Linked DNA regions of Homo sapiens: region 2 is linked to region 1. A link is an interaction called in ENCODE POLR2A ChIA-PET data of the cell type or tissue named here. Cell type or tissue: OCI-LY7. All regions are shown on one strand. Each heading gives the region's core, and the rest is flanking DNA. Links, peaks and the distances in the headings are about the cores only.

Region 1 (5,387 bases), core at 201-5,200:
AGGAGTTAGAAGCCAGGAGTGATTACAAGACAGTAATCCCCAAGGAATTTGGAGAAATTGTGAGATGCTCACAGTGTATTGAGTTGGTGGTTCAAGCTTATGTTTTCTAAATACCAAATGGGAAAGAAATTTGGAATTTGTTGGAAGAATCCAGGAAGGATGAGGATGAGAAAAAGAGAGAATAATGAAGAGAAGAACCAGCAATTTGGATGAGGCTGGGGCTCTATGTGGGGTGCAATGGCCATGCACATGTGTGTGAATGCACACACACACACACACGAGTGGAAAAAAAAATCTTGAAGAAAAGGCCGAGGGAGAATATTTGACCAGCCCAGGTACAGGGGAAACCTCACTAAAAATGAGCTGCTGCTCCCTGGAATCTGAGGGCTCTTCTCTAAAGATAGAGCAGATAGAGCCTTGGGCAGATAGAGCCTTGGTTCCTGGCTAGGCAACGAAAAGGCAGCATCAAGAGAAGAGGCAGCTGCTGGCTGCAAAGGAGTGTGGATATGCAGGCCAAGCGCTGTCCACAGTGAAGGAAGTTAACCAGGAGATTGTGATCAGATGAGGTATGAATTTCTCTTGATGGTTCTGTGTTTTATATAGAATATTTGGAAATGTCTAAAAATCATAGCACCTCAAAGTTGGAAGACAGCTTCCCCCCTATAAACAGTCACTGTTAAAGCTATTAAAGAGTGTGAATGTACATTAGGAAAAACTGAACCAAGAAAGAGACCCGGGAGGGTTTGATGGTGGGAAGAACCAAATTCCTGCCAACCAGAATAGAATCCCAGAGAAAAATGGATGCTAGCCAGAGAAATAGCCCCTTCCATAGATTGTTATCTAGGGAGAAACAGAGGGAATGAGGAGGAGTCCAGCACAGCCTCAGACAGACATATCTGGGCTCTAAAGCACCTCCCTTTCTATGTTTTATGTCTTTAGTTTCATTCATTTTTTCGCATATATTTACTGAACATTCAGTACAAGCCAGGTACTTTTCTTGATGTTAGGGAGACAGAGATAAAATAATCAGATAAGGCTTTGTTCTCTTGCATTTAACACAGGCAATAAACAAGAGGGAAGAACATGAATGAATAGGATTTAGATGCCACTAAGTATCCTATGAGTAAAATAAAGCCGACACTTGTCACGAACAGTGACTTGGGACAGGGCCTGCTTTAGGAAGAGTGGTCAAGGAAGGCCTCTCTGAGGAAGGCTCCTCTGAGTTGCAATAGAAGCAATGAGAAGGAATCAGCCTTAAGAAGACGTTGGAGAAAGGCATCCTGAGCAGAGGGGAGGAAATGCAAAGGCCCTAGGAGGGCAGGGGGCAGGCAGGTGGGGTGGAGCTGGAGAAGCGCATCTGGAGTAGAGGCTGAGAACAAAGCCCAGGGGCAGGTCCTGCAGGTCCCTGAAAGCCATGATGAAGCCAATCAAAGTGGGCAGCCATCTGGTGCACCGTGGCGGAGAGGAGTTTCCTTCCTGCACTGGAGGAGGCCACTTCTCCGAGAAGAGATGCATGGAGTGAGCTCTGCACCCACACAGGAGACTCCAGGAGTGGTGCTTACAGCGAAGAGCCACCAGATGGCTCCATGAAGAGATGGCCCACTTTGCTTTCTCCTGCCATTGCTGACGCTTTTCCTGTTGTAAGGTAGAAGCACTTTTTCCCATTGAACGAAAGCTTCTTCAACAATCAGCCACTTTCCTTTCCTTTTTTTTTTTTCAAACAAAATGAACCAATAGCAGCCAGTAAGTACAACAGGGCAGGCCAAATAGAAACCATCTTTGCCATCCTGACAGCTAAAATAAACAACTCCTCCTAACCAGGGGGCTTCCTCTGGGCTCCATTCCTAAGCTCCCCTTTTCTCAAAGTGCTGTGCTCAGTCCAACAGGCTGGATCACCCTCCTTTCCAGAAAGTCAATCCTAGGAAAAAGGAATGCCTAGCCCAGGCCACAGGCCAAACTTTAACTCTCCAAGTAGATTACCCAGGAAGTAATAACATCTGAGCACTTAAACAACTCACTGTGACAGTGTGCATGAGAACATGGGGCTGGGAGAGCAAGAGGAGCTTCAGAATAAAAAGGCAGACAGGATGGTGGCTACTTTCACAAAGGTTTTCTTGCAATAGTATGTATTAGTAAATCAAGTCAAGAATCGCTCCAGACTGTCCAACGCCCACCAGCCCTGGAAACTGTTGTTTGGTGTGAAAGAAGGAGCTTCAGAGAGCAGCACACAGCTGGCATCAAGAAGCAAAGGTCTGCAGGACTTGTCAGTGAGTCTAATGAACTCATCAAGGAGCCACAGGGCCCAAGGCTTTTCAGGACACTCTGAAGAGTCAACAGGGAAAAAAAATAGCCCATCTTTAAGGAGCCTGCAATCAAATGTTGGTCATGAGAACTCTTGCCCAATGGAATTTTTTCCTTCTTTTTCATCTGTTGGAATTAGTCTCTCCCTCCCCTGAGCTCCCACAGTACTTGGTCCATATTGTAGTTATACCCAGACCTGTGTCCCTCAGTAGATGGAGAGCTCCCTGAGCCCAGGCCTACCTGTCATCCACATTTGTGTCCTCTCACCCACTCAGGACCTCCCATAGAGCCTGGTGCCTGGCTGGCCCTTCACAAATGCTCATTGAACTAAATTTTGATGTGGAAACAGGAAGCCCAACCACAGGGCCCAGGGGAGAGTCTGTGAAGTGAGTGAAGCGTTGAGTTACATTGGATCTGAAAAGTACTCTTCTTAGCACTGACAAGGCCTAGCACATGGTCAGCCCTTAATAATGGTGTTTTGTTGTCTTTTTTTCCTCCTATGAGGTAGGATTTAAGAAGCTTAAAAAAATTTTTTTTGAAGTTCTCTTTTCCCTCAAATCCCTCCCCTCTCCCTGACATTATGCCTATAATCTCTAAATGAGTCAAACTAGTGAGATAGGGCAGTGAAGGGACCTATGTTAAATGAAATCTGGGACGGCAACTTGTGTGGATATTATTATCCCCTTATGGAAAATGAGGAAAACGAAGCTCAGAGAGGCTAAGTAACTTGGCTACTGTCACACAGTTTGCAAGTTGCTAAGCCAGGATTTAATTCTAAACCTGACTTCACGATAGTCCTGCTGCCGCTGCGTTAGGCCAACCTTGCATGGTGGCATGGAACCAGAGCAGAGCTTCCTAAAGTGGGCGTCTGTAGGGGGATCATGGATTCTCTCCAAAATGCACATCTCAAGGTTTCACCCTTACCTACTTAAGTCAGAAGAAAGATCTGGGAGAGAGAATTGCATGTTTCTTTTCTTTTCTTTCTTTCTTTTTTCTTTTTTTTTTTGTTTTGAGACAGAATCTCACTCTGTCGCTCAGGCTGGAGTGTGGTGACGTGATCTCGGCTCACTGCAGCCTCCGCATCCCAGGTTCAAGCAGTTCTCATGCCTCAGCCTCCCAAGTAGCTGGGACTATAGACATGCACCACCACGCCTGACTGATTTTTTTATATTTGTAGTAGAGATGGGGTTTCACCATGTTGACCAGACTGGTCTCGAACTCCTGAGCTCAAGAGATCAACCCGCCCCGGACTCCCAAAGTGCTTTGATTACAGTTGTGAGCCACCACACCCAGCCAGGATTGCATTTTGATAAGCTCCCCAGGTGGATTCTTATCCCCATGTTTGAGAACCACTGATCGTGGGACAAGAATTAAAAGTCTTTGGCTCCTTTCTCCTATAAGAATGGCCATAATCAAAAAATAGAAAAATAATAGATGTTGGCATGGATGTGGTGAACAGGGAACACACCTACACTGCTGGTGGGAAGGTAAACTAGTACAATGACTATAGAAAACAGTGTGGAGATGCCTTAAAAAACTGAAAGTAGAACTACCATTTGATCTAGCAATCCCACTACTGGGTATCTACCCAGTGGAAAAGACGTCATTATACAAAAAAGACACTTGCACACGCATGTTTATGGCAACACAATTCACAATTGCAAAAACATGAAACAAATCCAAATGCCCTTCAATCCATGAGTGGATAAAGAAACTGTGGTGTGAGTAGTATGATGGAATACTACTCATCCATAAAAAAGAATGAATTAACGGCATTCGCAGGACCTGGATGAGATTGGAGACTATTATTCTAAGTGAAGTCACTCAGGAATGGAAGACCAAACATCGTTATGTTCTCACTCATAAGTGGGAGCTAAGCTATGAAGATGCAAAGGCGTGAGAATGACACAATGGACTTTGGGGACTCTCGTGGGAAAGGGTGGGAAGGGGGTGAGGGATAAAAGACTATAAATTGTGTGCAGTGTATACTGCTCGGGTGATGGATGCACCAAAATCTCATAAATCACCACTAAAGAACTTACTCATGTAACCAAACAGCACTTGTTCCCCAATAACCTATGGAAATAAAAAAATTTTTTTTTAAATATCTTGCTGTGGAAGTGGCCAGTAGTGAACTCCAGTGGATCCTCCTCCAAGAGTCAAGAGAACAATTTTAGGAAGCTGTGCTCCGGGTCAGAAGGACAAACACTCCCTTCACCTTTGGACATCAAAACTAAAACTTAGTCTTTACATCAAGGGTAACACTATGGCCAGTCAGTAAAGCATGAGGTTCAAGGCTGCAGTTCTGCTTTTTTCAGCCTCTGCGTCTTTTTTCAGTCTTGTTGTGACTAGAACTTAGAGACCTTTCTATAAGAAAGGGCAATGATAAATGAATGAATATATATATGGTGGGGAAGGAGAGAATGATACTGTTAAATATATGTAACAAATATTTAATATATGATATACAGTGTGTGTATTTAACAATATTGTTTTCAATGCTCTGTTCTCCAACTCTCCCTGACACAGGTACACACACACACACTTAAAGGATATATATGTCATGATTTACTTCTTTTTGACAATTCCCATTGGGGCAAATTAAAGGTGAAGAAGTAACCCTGAAACTTGAAGCTATATGATGACTTTTCTATCTGCCTGACCAAAAAGTAAATAAATAAACCAAGAAAGTCCCTTGGTTAGTTGCTTTCCATGATGAGTAGGAAGAGAGGGCTGCTGTGCTAGTCCATCATCTTCTCATGAAAGGTCACTGGTGTCGTTTCTCCAGTAACTTCTGGAAAGATGAGCAAGCATACCAGAGAGGTCCTCTAAACACAGCACACAAACCTTCACTTTTGGAGGAAGGTTCGTCTTTCCCCTGCTTTGCTGGCAGTACATGGTGTTTCAGCAAGACTGCCACCCCAAAAAGGCTTGTATGGTGAGTTTAAGAACCATGACGGGCTAAATCTTCCTATGGCACTGCTCTGATTATGTATCTCACCAGCCATGACCCCTTTAAAGGGCTCCCAGTTGCCTACTTATTTGGTTAAAATCCACTAGCAAGTTAGACCCTTCTCACCTCTAAC
Region 2 (5,387 bases), core at 180-5,179, 240 kb after region 1:
CTAGAGGAGGTGAAAGGGGATCACTCTCAGATGGCAACCAATACTCTGAAAAAAACCTCACCTGTACTTTTAACAAAACTAAAAAACCACTGTACAAGTTTAGGATTTTTACTCCCATTTTGGAGTTGTCGAAACAGGGTTCACTAAGGTTAGGCAGTGTATCTACGTAACTGATAAGTGGCTGAGCGGGGATGTATTTATTTATTTATTTTTGAGAGAGGGTCTCACTCTGTCACCCAGGCAGGAGTACAGTGTCCCAATCACAGCTCAATGCAGCCTCAAAGTCCCAGTCTCAGGTGATCCCACCTCAGCCTCCTCAGTAGCTGGGACTACCAATGCGCACTATAACACCCGACTAATTTTTGTATTTTTTTTTGTAGAGACAGGGTCTGCCTATGTTGCCCAGACTGGTCTCGAACTTCCAGACTCAAGCAATCTGCCAACGCTGGCCTCCCAAAGCACTGGGATTACAGGCATGAGCCACCACGCCCAGCCTTGAGCAGAGATTTAATCTGGACTTTAGGTCTAGCCAACTCCAAATCTATGCTCCATTCCACCATACTGCCTTTCTAAACTCACTATCTCGTCTATAAAATCAGGATAACATTTTCCATGCAAAGTTACTTAGAGTTTACAGGTCAAATGAAATAATGCATGTATAAATTCTAATAACCTAAAGGAGTATAACATGTTAAGGGTTTGCTTGGTGGGAGATAATGTTCATTGGTGGTCCTCAAAGTGTGATCCCCAGAGCACCAGCATCAGCATCACTTGAAAACTTCTAAGAAATAAAAATTCTCAGGTCCCAATCCAGACCTACTGAATCAGAAACTCTGAGGGTGGAGTAAGCAATCCATAGCTTAATAAGCCCTTCAGGTTGTTCTAACACACTGAAGTTTAAGAACCACTCATGTAACATAATGGGAAAAATACTGCACCAAGTGCCAAAAAAGTCCTGCATCCTTCTTCAGACTCAGTCTTTCACTAGCCATTAACAAGATACTGATTCCACTGGAGCTACAATTCCTAAGCTGCAAAAAATAAATAAATAAATAAATAAATAAAATAAAAAAGAAAGAAAAATAAAAGTAATGCCTGTTCTGTCTGCCTCTTAGGTTACCTGTTCTTCTTTGCAAAATCAAATGAGCTAATGATTTAAAAAGTGTATTGTTAATCAAAAACTACATAAGACAGAGTATATATTAGCTAATTCAGTATCTTTCATAAATGATTCTTTCAAGGTATACAATAAATTTTACAACATGGTCAAATTAAGCCTAGCAAAACACTGTTTTTACCTTATAAAAATGAATAAAATAAATTTTAAAAAATCCCAGGCATTCCATTTTATCGCTGACAATCAGTGTAAAATAATTTATAATACACACTAAAAAAAAAACCTAAAAAATCAAGCTTAATGACATCCCCAAAATTTCATTTTAAAAGTACAGTTTTCAATTCTATCTAATTTCATCTCCAATCAGTTTAGAGTAACCAGAATACTCAAAAAGAAGTCTCACAAAGAGAGGGAATTTTAAATGGAAAAGAATCCTGCATTTTGAAATAAGCAAAAAGTTTGTAACTTTAAACATGTATACGATATTTATGAATCACTCTAAAAATACATCTATTCATGCCAGCAATGGTGGGTTAAATTTTTAAACGCATCTAATTAAAAGAGTATCTGAGGCCGGGCGCAGTGGCTCATGCCTGTAATCTCAGCACTTTAGCAGGCTGAGACAGGCAGATTACCTGAGGTCAAGAGTTCGAGGCCAGCCTGACCAACATGGAGAAACCCCCCATCTCTACTGAAAAAAAAAATATAAAATTAGCCGGGCGTGGTGGCGCATGCCTGTAATTCCAGCTACTTGGGAGGCTGCGGCAAGAGAATTGCTTGAACCCAGGAGGCGGAGGCTGTGGTGAGCCGAGATCACACCATTGCACTCCAGCCTGGGCAACAACAGCAAAACTCCATCTCCAAAGAGTATCTAATTCAAATCACAATGCATTTCATAATACCTTAAATAATTACATCCTCTTCAAAAGATCAAAAGTATTAAACAAATAAAATTCACAGAATACAATCTTTGCAATTACTAGTAAAGAACAGAGAACCTTATTGTACTTCAGCCTGAAAATCTACAAAAATCAAAGGAAATAAAAGTCAAAGCTATGCTTAAGTGCTCTAATATTAAATCAACAGTAAGTCTTAGGTAGTGATCTAAAGCAAAAACTAGGTGCAAGGAGAGAGATTGATTTAGAAAACTCAGCTGTGCTCAGATGCCAAAATGCACAATTCAATTCTACAACCTAGACATGGACCAAAAATACAGCTAGTTTACAAAACACATAAAATGCATAAAAATCACATAATCAGAAAGTCACATAGTATCAGACAGAGTGTATTCACTCTGCAATATAAAACACACACACAAAAAATCCACTCACTAGAAGTCAAGTGCTTCACTACTAAGAGTGCTGTGGTACATCTGGGAAATCAGTACAGCCCAAGGGGGGGAAAAATAATAATCCCTATGTACACATAATGGCCTTTACTGGACAGATAAGCTTATTCCATCTTTCCCCATATTCAATTAAAAAAATGAAGAAAAAAATCCTTTAGTTCTTTACTTCTTTCTTCCCACGTCTTGGGCCTAAATCATATTGAGAATCCTGGCCAAATGTGGAAATAGGACTCAATAATACAGAGACTGAATACTTTAAAAGTTCCCATATTATGTTAATGCATTACAGATTATATTAAGTGTCCATTTTATTGTAATAAATGTAACTTGACATTCAGTTGCAAGACTCCCTCAAAAGGCTGAAATTTTCAAAAGGAAATGCTAAAAAATATACCTCTATTGACCAAAGTTTACATAACTCATATTAAGTTTATTACATTTGAGGCAGAGTTTACTTTATGTGAATAAAAATGTATGATAGTTAAGTTGACCTATCTTCAACACTAAAGAAAATTTAAGATTATAACAAAGTTTAAAAATTCTACTTCATTATGCTAATAGGAAGTTTTTGCCTTTTATATTTTAAAGCAAATAGTTTTTGATTGGCATAATTAATTTTACTTTGGTCAACAGTTTGAGTTAGCAGAGATTTATTTCCCATTTGTGATGAACCAGCAAAATCACAGACATGTCATACCCAGACTTCCTAAAGGAATACCCTTATTTTTAAAAACACTTATAACTTGAAACAAAATCCTAACATGGCCCAAACTGAGGAAATTCAGTTACAATCATACACCATAAATGAAAATACAAATAATTTCCCTACATACATAACCTGAAATTACAGTTTTTCAGAGCAGTAGCTACCATTTAAGTATTTACAATGTGGCAGGTACTATGCTAAATGAAATTACTTATTATTATCTCACTTACTATTCAAGATAAACGTATGCGGTAGGTTCCATTATCATCCCCATTTTACAGATAAAATAGATTGAGAAAATCTAAATAACCTACTCAAAGTCATCCAGCTACTAAATGGAAGATCCAGGATTACAAAACAAGCAGTCTGGCTCCAGAGCCCACACTGCCTCCCTAAAATCTAAAATGAAACAATGTATATATGCTTAAAAGTATAGATAAACGTAATACTCAAAATTTTAACATAATTTAAAATAGATCTGACCATATTTAAAAACTATAGAACAATATTCTCTAAGGTAGTCTTTTCTTTAAAGAAACAAAAATTCGTTTTTTAATAAATATTAAGATAAAAGGTTTGCTAACTTTGTATACACATACACACACAGAGAAATCAAACACTGGTTAGATTCACTGTTCATATTTGAAGTGGTGAGTACTGATAATAATTATGTGTATAATTACTTAAAATATAATGTGTAAACAGTCTTCTTTTTCACACTATGTGGAGGTCAAGAAAATTCTTTTGATGGCAGGTACAGCTACAATATCCATCTCTCAATATTCTCAACACTGGCCAGGCGCAGTGGCTCACGCCTGTAATCCCAGCATTTTGGGAGGCCGAGGCAGGCGGATCACTTGAGGTCTGGAGTTTGAGACCAGCCTGGCCAAGGTGGTAAAACCCCATCTCTACTAAAAGTACAAAAACTATCTGGGCGTGGTGGCATGCACCTATAATCCCAGCTGCTTGGGAGGTTCAGGCAGGAGAATCGCCTGAACCTGGGAGGCAGAGGTTCCAGTGAGCCGAGATCCTGCCACTGCACCCCAGACTGGGCGATAGAGCGAGATTCCATCTCAAAAAAAAAAAAAAAAAAAAAAAAATTCTCAACACTGCCAAAAAGTAATGCCTTGAAGATGTCCTAATACCTTGAAGATGTTCACACATGTCCCAATGTCAACTGTTGCAAATGAAGAATCTGCCTTAACTATACAGAACTAAAACTTCCCAAATAAAATTAATTCACCCTTAAATTATGTTACTCTTCTTATATTTGCCGATACTTATTTATTCCAGTGCAAATTATTTTAAAAGAATTAAATTGCTAATACTTCCTCTGCAACCAATGAAAAAAATTCAAAAAACTAAGGGAAAGGTGAATAGTCAAGTACAATATACTAATTTCACCTTTCTTGGCAAATTATTTTACATTAGTGAATGCATATACTCAATATGTACAAAGAGAATCACCAAACACAGACCAATATACTTTTAACCACCTATGGAAGAACGTATATGTGGCAGTAATGCACCCTATAAAAGACTTACAGTTATCAGTTTGCTCAGCAAAGCCTTACCAATTTAAGGTTAGTCTAACCTCAACATTATTCTCTCTGATAAGCAACTAAATTAATTTCAAAGCTACCAAATAGAAAGCAATTGTAAAACAGAACTGACTGACCCCAGTCTCACAAATTTCCTAAGTCACTATCTTCAGAACAAATCCTAACATCTTTTCTTAATGAATTCAGGCCACAAGATGAATTCTTCAATGCTGACTGTGAAAATCAAGTTTAACAGAAAAAATGAAGAAAAAGGTAACAAGATTAAGAACTAATGGGTTCCATGTAATAAAACTTCTGAACTGTTTGTTTAACCCAACGGTTTCTACAGAAAAAAAAAAATACATTTCTTAAGCTATGTTAATATTACATTTTCTGGAAGCTAAATCCTTGTAGTATGGCAGAGGCCTCACATTTCAATTAAGCAGAAAATTGTCATATGCATGCAACACTTCTACAATTCTCTTTACAAACTCTGAAGTCACACACAATATCAATAATAAAAGTGATTTCCTAAGCTTTCGTCTTACTTAAAAGATTGAGATGAAAATTTAAAAATAGCACGTTTACTTCAAGTGAATTAATGTTAAAACTTTGTGAAGTGAATTTCCCATAACAAATACTCCTCCATTAAAAGTCACTGAAGTGATTACTTCA

The links. Peaks named below come from ENCODE experiments on the same cell type or tissue, not always from the same donor. Only the 100,000 strongest peaks of a DNase experiment are listed, where the experiment ranks them.
Region 2: POLR2A ChIA-PET joins it to region 1 with 11 read pairs; 18 of 35 experiments call an interaction of 5 or more read pairs at or near these places.

What each region holds. Positions count from the first base shown.
Region 1 is chr10:88,110,723-88,116,109 of GRCh38, reverse strand. No RefSeq gene overlaps it. Among named protein-coding and RNA genes, the nearest start is that of PTEN, 250 kb to the right of the region's middle. RefSeq lists an enhancer at 1,256-1,595. In OCI-LY7, for the core only: CTCF peaks have their summits at 1,394 (motif pointing left) and 1,596 (motif pointing right); DNase peaks (open chromatin) are centred at 1,569, 2,259, 2,669 and 4,599; H3K4me3 peaks cover 2,144 bases; H3K27ac peaks cover 4,587 bases.
Region 2 is chr10:87,868,103-87,873,489 of GRCh38, reverse strand. All of the region lies in intron 1 of PTEN (phosphatase and tensin homolog), which reads right to left. Among named protein-coding and RNA genes, the nearest start is that of PTEN, 7.2 kb to the right of the region's middle. In OCI-LY7, for the core only: no CTCF peak of the experiment used is centred there; no DNase peak of the experiment used is centred there; H3K4me3 peaks cover 3,156 bases; H3K27ac peaks cover 1,309 bases.